Regions from separate parts of the Homo sapiens genome. Here region 2 is linked to region 1. Evidence: chromatin loops called from intact Hi-C (ENCODE). Cell type or tissue: prostate gland. All regions are shown on one strand. Each heading gives the region's core, and the rest is flanking DNA. Links, peaks and the distances in the headings are about the cores only.

What was found. A loop is a pair of places that touch in the nucleus more often than their neighbours do. Peaks named below come from ENCODE experiments on the same cell type or tissue, not always from the same donor. Only the 100,000 strongest peaks of a DNase experiment are listed, where the experiment ranks them.
Region 2: it touches region 1 in a loop (2.3-fold over the local background); 1 of 110 quality-filtered maps calls a loop at or near these places.

Annotation. Positions count from the first base shown.
Region 1 is chr5:67,232,548-67,237,929 of GRCh38, forward strand. No RefSeq gene overlaps it. Among named protein-coding and RNA genes, the nearest start is that of TILRLS, 33 kb to the right of the region's middle. RefSeq lists an enhancer at 506-1,055. In prostate gland, for the core only: no CTCF peak of the experiment used is centred there; a DNase peak (open chromatin) is centred at 2,484; H3K27ac peaks cover 1,976 bases.
Region 2 is chr5:67,968,435-67,973,816 of GRCh38, forward strand. The region is part of intron 1 of LOC107986420 (a long non-coding RNA gene); the gene reads right to left. Among named protein-coding and RNA genes, the nearest start is that of LINC02997, 180 kb to the left of the region's middle. In prostate gland, for the core only: no CTCF peak of the experiment used is centred there; a DNase peak (open chromatin) is centred at 2,922; H3K27ac peaks cover 385 bases.

The sequences.
Region 1 (5,382 bases), core at 299-5,298:
TAAAGCAGCATGCATAACATTGTGCTAGACTTTATTTATATTAGTCCTTGTCCCCACAAAAATCCCATGAGGAAGGGATTATTATTCTTTTCCAAGTTCATATAATGAGGAAGGAGCAGGTTCAAATTCATGCCTCCTTTCTCCACTGCCTATGCTTTTTATCACATCCTGCCTATTTACTATTTATACCATAGAGCAAGAAAGATAATTAAAAATATAAATCATGCAAAAGTTGTTTATAATATTGAAACTGTCTTTGCAAAAGTATGATGGAGACAGTGAAAGAGATCTAACTTAACCAACTCCATCTTGCTTCTAACCTCCAAGCTGTCTTTGTTCATTCCTGGGCTTAGGCCGAACTAATTTTGGGAGAAACTTAGTTTATGGTTTAAACAAACACAGTAACAGCCCTTTCCCAAAGCAGACCTCCTTCTTGCCTGGGGACTAGATTGCCTTTGTAGGACTAACATTAGCTAGAAGATTAGAAGTTATGGTTTAGGAGTCATGCAGCTGGAGGCTTCAAGATTCTGACCCTCCCTAAACTGCTCCTAAGATCAGTGCTTGAGATATTTCGCAGACTCTGTACTTGATGGATCAGCTGGCACCACCCGGATTAATAAACTGGCCCACTGATCTTTTGGCCCCCACACAGGAACTGACTCAGAGCAAGAGGACAGCTTCAATTCCCTATGATTTCATCTCTGACCAATCAGCACTCCTGGCTCACTGGCTTCCCTCCACCCACCGAGTTATCCTTAAAAACTCTGCTCCCCAAACGAACGCTCGGGGAGACTGATTTGAGTAATAATAAAACTCCAGTCTCCCGCAGAGCCTGCTCTGGTGAATTTTTCTTTCTCTATTGAAGTTCCCCTGTCTTGATGAATCGGCTCTGTCTAGGCAGGGGGCAAGGTGAACCCCTTGGGCGGTTTCAATATTAGTGACCAGATTCTACCTCTGTTACATTAATGTTTGGAGATTAGCACAAAAACTTGCTTTGAGCTTCCTAGTAGGAAGGAAAAAAAAAAAGAGAGAGAGATAGACCTATGTGCTTACACATTTAAACATATTTAAACATAAATTTATGGTGGTAAATTTGATGAGGAACTTTACACTGAATTAAAAAGTCAGACTATAGTTCAATGAAAAATATTTGAAGTCACTGTTACTCAGTTTCAAAATGTTTTAAAAGTAGATTGTTTAAATCATAATCAATCCTGAATAACACAGTTTACTAAACGTACAGAGCTCAAATTAATAAGAAACAGCCAAATTTCTACTCACTTTGTGCTGTGTAGACCCTGCTAGTCTCCTGTGCCTATTCAAGAATCTGTGGTGGAAATACAGGCATTAGAAAGAAAAGACGTGGGTTTTCCTCCTGGAACCGTCACCTACCACCAGATGGGCACGTGGCACGTTAATTGCTGCCAAATCTCCCTTGCTTCGAGCATCCTCTACCTCTATCTCCAACCCCTTGCAAGAGTACCTTCTCTGAGCATCTCAGATTGGAGTTTCCTTCTTCCATCAGTTTCTGTTTTTCCTCTTTCCAGGATTCCTTACAGTTTATGGTCCATGGGAAGATTCCTACTCTTGTCTCTGAATACATATATATGTATATGTATGCACGTACATGTGTGTGCATATATATATATTTGTAAGTATGCACATGTGTGTGTGTGTTTCTATCATTTCTAAGGACCTGGAACAGGAGAACACTGTGTGTGCTTAGTTCACCTTCTGTACCTTTCAGAGCCTACTTTCAAATAATTACGTAAAGGAGCTGTGCAACTAGAAAGCAAAAAAAGTCCTATAAAAAATAGATTGTTTAAAGCACTGAATGAAATCCCATGCCACCCCTGCTCCTTTAATGGACAAGTTCTAGATGCCAATCTGTAGATGATGTCACCTATTTGCAGAAAAACCTATTGATCACAAGGTCCCTAATATGTGTGTGTAATATAATAATTGTATATCACCATTTTGTCTATTGTTATATATATTTTTTGTCTTCACCTCTGGATTATAAACTCCTCATGGGTGGAGACCCCTTTTCTAGATCTCTCAGATCCTTTTGGGAAACATATCAGAAGCAGGCCCAGGAAATTCTCACTAAATACTGGTAGACGCTAGTCTAAAGTACTTTGAGGCCATGACAGGAGACATTTAGTAAACAGGGGGGAAAAAAGATGACTTAGACACCTGGTGGGAGAGACAAATCGTGCAAGAAGGAAACAGGCTCGGCAGCCTCGCCGTCTGCTTGCAGGACTTCTTATTTAGGCTTCAGCAACCTCAGAGGGAGAGATTACAGCGCTTCATGCTGTTCCCCTCCCCTGCCCGGTGGAAGGGACACTTGGTGGGGTCATTAGGCAGCTGTGATCTGCCATAACTCCAGGTCGGGTGGATGTTCAGGCAGATATTTGTTTTTTGAACAACCAGACAGGCTGTCTCCTGAGATCTGACCAAAACTGGAACTTGGAGGAGATTCAACTGGCTTTGGTTCAAACCAGAAAAACTGAAACAATGCTAATAGCCCGGGAAGGAATGGCGGGAAATGCTTACTCATCTTCAGCCCATAGTCTATAAACTCTTAGCATGAGGATTTGAGTAGCCTGGGGTCCCCTGTGGATACCGTCACTATGCAGAATTATGAATTCAAGTTCCCTTATGGGGAAGAATGATAGCTAAAAATTTATAATAATAACATTAAGTGATATTGTACCTATGTGGACATGTCATGGCCACAGGTAAAAATGACAGCAGCGCATTCACAATGTGGAAGGTTCTTAGGCTGTAGACAATCAGACCAAACTCCCTCAAGAAATCCTAAGAATGCCATGTATTGAGTGTTGACCATGACCGAAATGTCAGGCACATCTAACTGTCTGGACTCCAGTGGGTGACAAATAAAATGTCTCTTAAGATGGAAATAAAATGGAGGGGCGAATTGGCACGAATGTTGTTTATGTTTGTCAGTGCTTTGGAAGCAGGTGGCCTGTTCAAGCTAGTGGCAGCCTGCTGTGGCCCTGTGGACCTGGTGCCTAATCCTCGTGCATTATACAGTCTTCCATTTGTGTCAGAAGATTTCTAGCTTGCGTTAGTTTGTGCTGGCTTGAAGCACAGCACCAGGCAAATTCTATGGCTTCTATGTCTCTCTGTCTCTGTCTCTCTCTGTTTCTTTCTCTTTCTGTCTCTGTCTCTCACACACTCACACACATACACACACACACACGTATGAGGGAGAGCAAGGTGGAACAGAGAATGTGGTTTAAATTTCACAGCCTCAAATGAGAACTTCTTTGTTAGTGAAAAGCAAACAGAGCAACCTGCACACAGGGTCAACGTGCTCTGGAATGCAGAATTGTTTGTCCCCAGTCAAACAGCCGCCTGATGTTGAGTTTACATGATATTTCAGCAAACCGAAACAATGAGGACGTTTACCATTAACTCCAGGCCTTAGCCGTAAAGTCAGGATGTAGATCAGGGTCACTAACTCTGATCCTTAAGGATCTCAGCAAACGGCTCTACCCAGCTACTTAGACCAAGTCATCCAAGTTTATTAAACTCCTAGTCTTTTGCCACAGACTCCATGGATGCAAAGCTGGACAGACCCAAGCTTTTTCATAGGGCATGCCTTTAAGGACCCTGTTGAGGTCCAGCTGAAGACAGAAAAGCAAACAGTGGTGATGTGATTTTTGTTAAAGTGATATTCATTTTAAACGCAATGTCCAGTTTGACTATAGCAGAAGGAAGTTCAGAAAAGTTTCTAAGGGGAGGTAGCATTTGAGTTGAAACTTGAAGGAAGAGTAGAAGTTTGCCAGGATGGCACACTGGAGGTGATGGGGTAGGAGCGGAGGTGCATGCTGGACAGAAGGTGAAGTAAGTGAGAGGCGTGAGGAGAACAGTCATCCCAGAAACTGCTACACATAATTTAGTATTGTCAAGGTGGAGATGGGGATGGCAGGGGATGGAGGTTGGGAAGGTGGTAGCCGGATCAGGAAGGGTGTTCTGCATAGATCAGCCTGGGTTCTCCGCCTGTGGAAGGAGGGATGCCAGTGAAATATTTTGAGCAGAGGGAAAGACTTGGCCATCTTTGCTTCTTAGAAAGATCAGTGGCCTCAGGAGGACAGGTTGCAGGGTGGGTGGCTAGAGGAGGTGATGTGGTTCTATAGGGAAAGGGAGGGCAAGTTTGCAGCGCACACTGGCTGGGAGCCTCTGAGGCCCAGTTGAATGATCAGAAACTGACACAGGTAGCTATGGGGATTGTGAGGAGGAGAGTGGGACAGTGGGAGTGGGATGGTGGTCAGCCCTGGCTCTGAGCTGCTCCAGGGCCTTACCCCTGCCTGGCTTCTGACAGCTGTTCTCCCTGCTGGACAGTGGCTTCACCACTGGCCTGGGGCAGCAGGGGCTGGATAACCAGGTCATGTCAGCTTTAAGAGGGACATCTGACATATGCTTCTCTGCAGTTTCTAGAGTTCAATGGTAGGTTTTAACAAATATTTGCTAATTCAATGGAGTCAAACTCTGGTATATGAACTGGGAGTGCAGTCATGAAGAAATCACAGCAAAACCCTGTCCTTGAAGAACACATATTGCAGGTGATGAGACAGGAAATCAGCAATAGAAATAAAACACATAGAAAGTTAGGTGGTGAAATGTGCCATAAAGAAAAAGTTAGGTTGGGAAGGTGGTTTGCAATTTTAGATGAGGTGGCGGAGGAAGGCTTCTCTGAGCAAAGACCTTCAGGATGGAAGGGGCCATGGTTTTGAGATGTGAGAGAAAAGCATTTCAAGAAAAGGGGAGAATTTGTGCCAAGATCTCGAGCTGGGTATGCACTTAGCATATTGGGGAACAGCAAAAAGGCTGGCATGGCTGCAGGGGGAGTCTGTGGGGGCTGGGAAGTGGGGTGCTGGCACGTTGTATAGGCCCGAGTGGACTTGGCCCTCCACTCCGCATGAGATGGAAAGTCAAATGTATTCCGCTGACCCTTGCTGTGCACAACTCTTTTCTCCTGCCCTTCCAGTTGCAACTCACCCATGCTCAATGTGGGACATTTTGTAAGACAACTGGCCTGGACACATGTAAAAAAGTCACTATCATTAAAATAAAAGGTAAGAGAACTGGTCTTTATTAAAAGGGCCTAAAGAGCTATAGTAATCAAACACCATGCTTGAGTTTTTGGGATAAGGAAAGCTATTGGAATGTGGACTAACAGTAGATGATATTATGAATTACTCTTAATTTGTTAGGTGTGATAATGGTATTAAAGTCATGTAAGAGAATGTCCTTATTTTGAGAAAACAAATGCTGTGAAATATAGGAGTGAAGTGTCATGATATCAGCAACTTACTTTTAAAGGGTAAGGCCAACACACACACGGCCACACAC
Region 2 (5,382 bases), core at 300-5,299, 740 kb after region 1:
ACCTTAAAATGCCACTTATTCATAGAGCAAATAGGTCCCCTGTTACATTATCATGACTTATCATATTTTTAATTATATAATTTAATGATTAGCCCAATGTTGATCCCTCTTGCTAGATTCTAAGTTCCATGATGATAGTAACCATGTTTGCTTTGCCTGTTTCAATATCCTCAATGCCTAGTTCGGAATCTGTCACACAGTAAGAGTTTCATAAATTTTCATTGATTAAACAATAATTATTGTTGTCTCTAAAAAGAGAAATAGCATCAGATTGAGTTATAAGTTTGGTTTGAAGTGAGAAAACCTAGATCTGAATCTTTCCATAGCACTTTTATTAGCTGTATGACCTTGGGCACATTACTAAATTGGTCAGTGCCTTAGTTTATTTGTCCATAAAATGGGAATAACATTAGCAACAGCATAAACTTTTATGAGGATTAATCATACAATGTGACCAGAAAAACTCAAAATCAGCTGTTATTATCATAATCATCATTGGAGAGAGAGTTATCTGAAGGAAAATAAAGATAAGGCATTGAAAACATTAAAAATCTCACTTCACATCAAGTTCTTTCTTGGATTCTTTAAAGTGAGGACAAAAAAAAACTCAAAAAAAAAGAAAGCCCCAAGGAAGTTATGTTTGGTAAAGATTTCTATAAGCACCAACTCTCTAGTAAGTAAGAAGAACTAGACCCACACCTTTTTCTTTTTAAATACATGAGCTTTTTATTATTTTAGCCAAAAATCCTCCCATTGAAAGAAAGTTGCATGGTCATAAATGATCTTCTAACAATGCCAGCAAATTCTCTGATGTTGCAGCTCCTTTCTGCCAGAGTCATAGCTAGATTGAGTAGGAGAGCTGTCGAGACAATGGCTAGAAGATGCCTTGCATTTGCATGCAAACTGCTGTTTAGCAATGCCAATCATCATTTCCAAATTCATGCCAAATGCCACGATGTGATAAGGAGCATCATCTTTGTTCCCATCATTGCATCTCAACTAGTCATATTTACCAGTTATTAAGCACCTGCCAGTTGAAACCTCATGAAGGATTTATTTCTTGACCTATGAGCTATTTCTGTACTACAAGGTATATCTGATTCTCATACCTGTGCTTGGCTCAACAACATTTCTGTGACAAAAAAAAAAAAAGCCAAAAATATAATTAACTCTTCAACCATTAAAGAAATGAGCAGTTTGTGACCACTGGAATAAGCAACATATATATCATTTGGATAAAAAGATAACTACCTCTTCTCTCACGTATCTTTCCATTACATCAAAATTCTTCAAAAGCTAAAAATAACTATCCTCTTACTGTCTACCTGAGAAGCCACACCTGTTTCTTCCTGCAAATCTACTCAAGATGTTTCCAGAAGACTGACCTGACCCTGGACGGATACCAGAGTGACTCAAACACAGTACTCAGAAGACCTAGTTCTCCCTGATGGCCTTCAGTGCCTCAGGCATTTCTTGTAATAAATGGTTTCCATGCTCAGAAATAGATGAAAGCCAGGTCTTGCACCTTTCTGGAATCAGGAAGAGTTATTATAACAGGCATAGATAAAAATTCAAGACCATAAAAGGAAGAAAAAAAAGATGGGTATGCACTGGAAAAGGCAGTAGAGAAAATAAAATGTAGCGTACCTCAGAATAATAAGAACCTGGTTTTGCTTAAAACCAGAGTGGAAGAAGTTTGAATCATGGTGGAGCAAGAATAGGAGACAAGCCCTCGCTGCTATTGAATTCGCCCTTTCTGTTTGTGTTTGCACATCAGCCAAATTCAAAATGGCAGTGAGCAAGGCTGAGGAGGCCTCCAGAAAGCCAAGACGAAGGCAGCTTCCTGCTGCAGGAAGCCATGCTGTGCTTCCCCATAGGAAGGACTCATTGACCCCTGAAAACCATCATCCTGCAGGGGTGACCCCCACTCTATACAGAGTAGCCGTCCTGGAGTACCTCAGAAAAGAGGTTTTTTAGGCAGCAGCAACTGCACCAAAATATATCAAAATGACAAATGTCACCTTTCTCACCAGTGGCCTACCATTCCTTGAGATACAGAGTTGGAGTCTCTCTTAAGGCAACAATTGCTACGAGAAGTGTAATTCCATACATCTAGTTCTTCGATGGGAAAGAAAGGATAACTGAAAGAAGTTAGGTGCCTGGATTTCTCATGACTTCAGAAATCCAAATATTTGAATGATCATCCAGTATCAGTGATGCCAGCAGACTGTTCACTGTGAAAAAGACAATTTTGCCTTTAATTTTATTTTAGCCACTTAGAAGTTTAATAGCCTTTTTACAAACGGATTTCAACATTTGTTAACTATATGTAGGTGTTAATGCAGCACTGAAGAAGCTGTTGATTTTGAAGCAGTGGGTTTCTAATGAGTTTACTCTTTTTACAATGTGATGCAGAGGTTGTAGCAACAGATATATGATTTCATACAGATTTACTTCCACCATAGTGGATAAGAAGCTCAAATCTAAAACTCAAAAAAAAAAAAAAACTAAATAAAATAAGGAGGAGGAGAAAGAGGTAGGTAAAAGGGAGGAAAGGGGTATATTTGAGGACAAGGTAGTGCAGGCTACCTTTTGCAAGGTAGGTGAAGGGAATGATATTGTTGAGAAGAACAGACATATTTTCCAAGCAAGCCAGCTGGAGGAGGCCTTGGCAGGTTGGTGTGAATTTACTTCTGGCAGCACCAAACCTTAGAACAAGTATTTCTTTGGTTGTCTGTGGGTAAAGAAGCTACAGAATGAGATAGCTTAGTAATTTAAAAAAAAAGAAAGAAAGAAAGAAAGAAAGAAAGTAGCCCCATTCTCCTGAGCCAGGCCCTGCAGATAGGACCCCCAGTCAAGATGGTGACATCTCTGGGCAAGGAGCCAGCTTAATGCCCCCAAACGTCACCAGCACTCACTAAATGTTGAAGAACACAAATACTGGGATCGCTTTAAAAATATCTAGCTGTTTCTCTTCAATTGGGTTGAATTTCCTTTCGCAATATGAACTATGTTCCTGCCAATTTTAAAGTTTACAGCTCCAGCTGTTAGGGAGTTATGTAAGAGCAAAAGTGATCAAAGAGCCTCAAGAGTGGAAAATGCATTTTTTTTCCCTTGGTTGCATAACTCCTCGAATGGAATGGGCAATGCAAAATGCAATAGAAATATCATCTGCCCACTCCTCCTGCCCCTCATTACTACCTTTCCAAGAAAAGAAAAAAAGTTCACCTTGGAGGGAGTAAAGAAGAACATGAGCAATGTTGTTGGACTCAAATTTAGCATGCCCAAGCATTTTTCAAAATAAAGTTGCAAGTAACTGAAATAGGTTTAAGCTGAAACCAAATTCCTCTTAACTCTAGGGCACTTTCCCTAAAAATAAAAAATGAACCTAGTACATTAAAGAATGTAGTTCTTTACGGCCAGCACAATATTCTAATGTCATTATCTTCTGAATGTCTCTCCTCCTATTAGTCTTTTAGTTAACAAGCGTTGAAATCAGTTTGTAAAAAGGGAACTTCTCTTTTTGTCTTTGCCTTCCCAGTTCCTGGCATAAAATAAGATCCAATAAATAATACACGAATAAGGATTATAGAAAATGTGGCTTTAGCCATATGTTTAGACTGACTATCTGCGGAAGCCTAGACATGATGCAATGACAACCTTTGGAAGTAAGAGTGACACTTGATGAAAGCCAAACATGTACTTTCTTACCCATTTTTCCCTTTTTCCTCATGGCTCTGATTGCAAAAAGACTGATAATAAAAGCTAGACAAAGTCAGATTGGTATTTGATCTGTGCCCCACCCACATCTCATGTCAAATTATAATCCCCAGTGTTGGAGGTGGGGCCTGGTGGGAGGTGATTGGATCATGAGGTTGGATCCTTCATGAATGGTTTAGCACCATCCTGTTGGTTCCAGTCTCATGACAGTGAGTGACTGAGAGCTTGACAGATCTGGTTGTATAAAACTGTGTAGCACTTCCCCTCTCTCTCTCTCCTACTCCTGTGCCCATCACGTGAGACGCCTCTGTATTAGTTTGTTCTTGAACTGCGACAAAGAAATACCTGGGACTGGGTAATTTATAAAGAAAAGAGGCTTAATTGGCTCATGGTTACACAGGCTATACAGGAAGCACAGCAGCATCTGCTTGGCTTCTGGGAAGGCCTCAGGAAACACAATCTTGGCAGAAGGTGAAGGGGAAGCAGGCATGTCTTACATAGCTGAAACAGGAGGGAAACAGAGGTGGGGGGAGGTGCTACACTCTTTTTAAACAACCAGATCTCATGAGAACTCACTCACTACACAGTACCAAGGGGAAATGGTGCTAAACCATTCATGGGAACTCCAGCCCTATAATCCAATCACCTCCCACCAGACCCTATCTCTGACACTGAGATTTACAAATGAACATGAGATGTGGGTGTGGACACAGATCCAAACCGTATCAGTCTCCCTCCCACTTTGCTTTCTACCACAGTTGTAAGTTTCCTGAGGCCTCCCCAGAAGCGGAGCAGATGCCAGCATCATGCCTCTTACACAGCCTGCAGAACTGTGAGCTAATTAAACCTCCTTTCTTTATAAATTACCCAGTCTCAGGTATTTCTTCATAGCAATGTGAGAACAGACTCATACACAGATGACAGAAGCGGACAAAGGTAGAAGTCTCTGTAAGCCGTTAGTAACAACTACAGAATATCTCTTGGGTTTCAGATGTCAATGGCCCACCATATTCGTCTCTGAAAATGTCAGCTACCATACCATAATAACCCCTGCCCAGAGCTGAGATAGGTATGGACTGTGATAAGCCTGGGCGCAAAGATCCCACATGCCTCAAGAATGGCCCATTAACCACTTAGCAAGTGATATTCCCAGATTCAGGGTATACTCAGTCACTGGACAGTGTGATTCAGGTTGATAATACCTTCTACCAAAATCTAGGGAGCTCCATCCTCAATAGATAGATTCTACTCCAGTGGGAGGAAAGGGAAGCTAGAGAGAAATTCCAAAGAGCTGACCAAGGGTTTGAGAGGCAGCAGGATGAGAAGACAGGATCATCCTTGCTAACTTTAAAAAGACACTTCTCTCTTTGTGATAAAATTTGCGCTCATTGCATTCTTGGTGTTTCCATTCCATCATCCTTATTTGGGTCTTCCATTTTTCTGGTCTTTTTATCTATTAAAGAGAGTAAAGGAGGATTCATGCACTGGAAAAATGTTGAATTAGAGAATGACTAAGACCTTTCCAGCTCTCAGACACTTTAGTTTACATATATTTTTGTACCCTTCTCATTGGTCTCAATCTGCACTTTTTTCTCGTAGGACTCTTCCCCACTATATAAAATCATCAGGTTACTTTCACTATTTCACAATCCTGTTCAAATG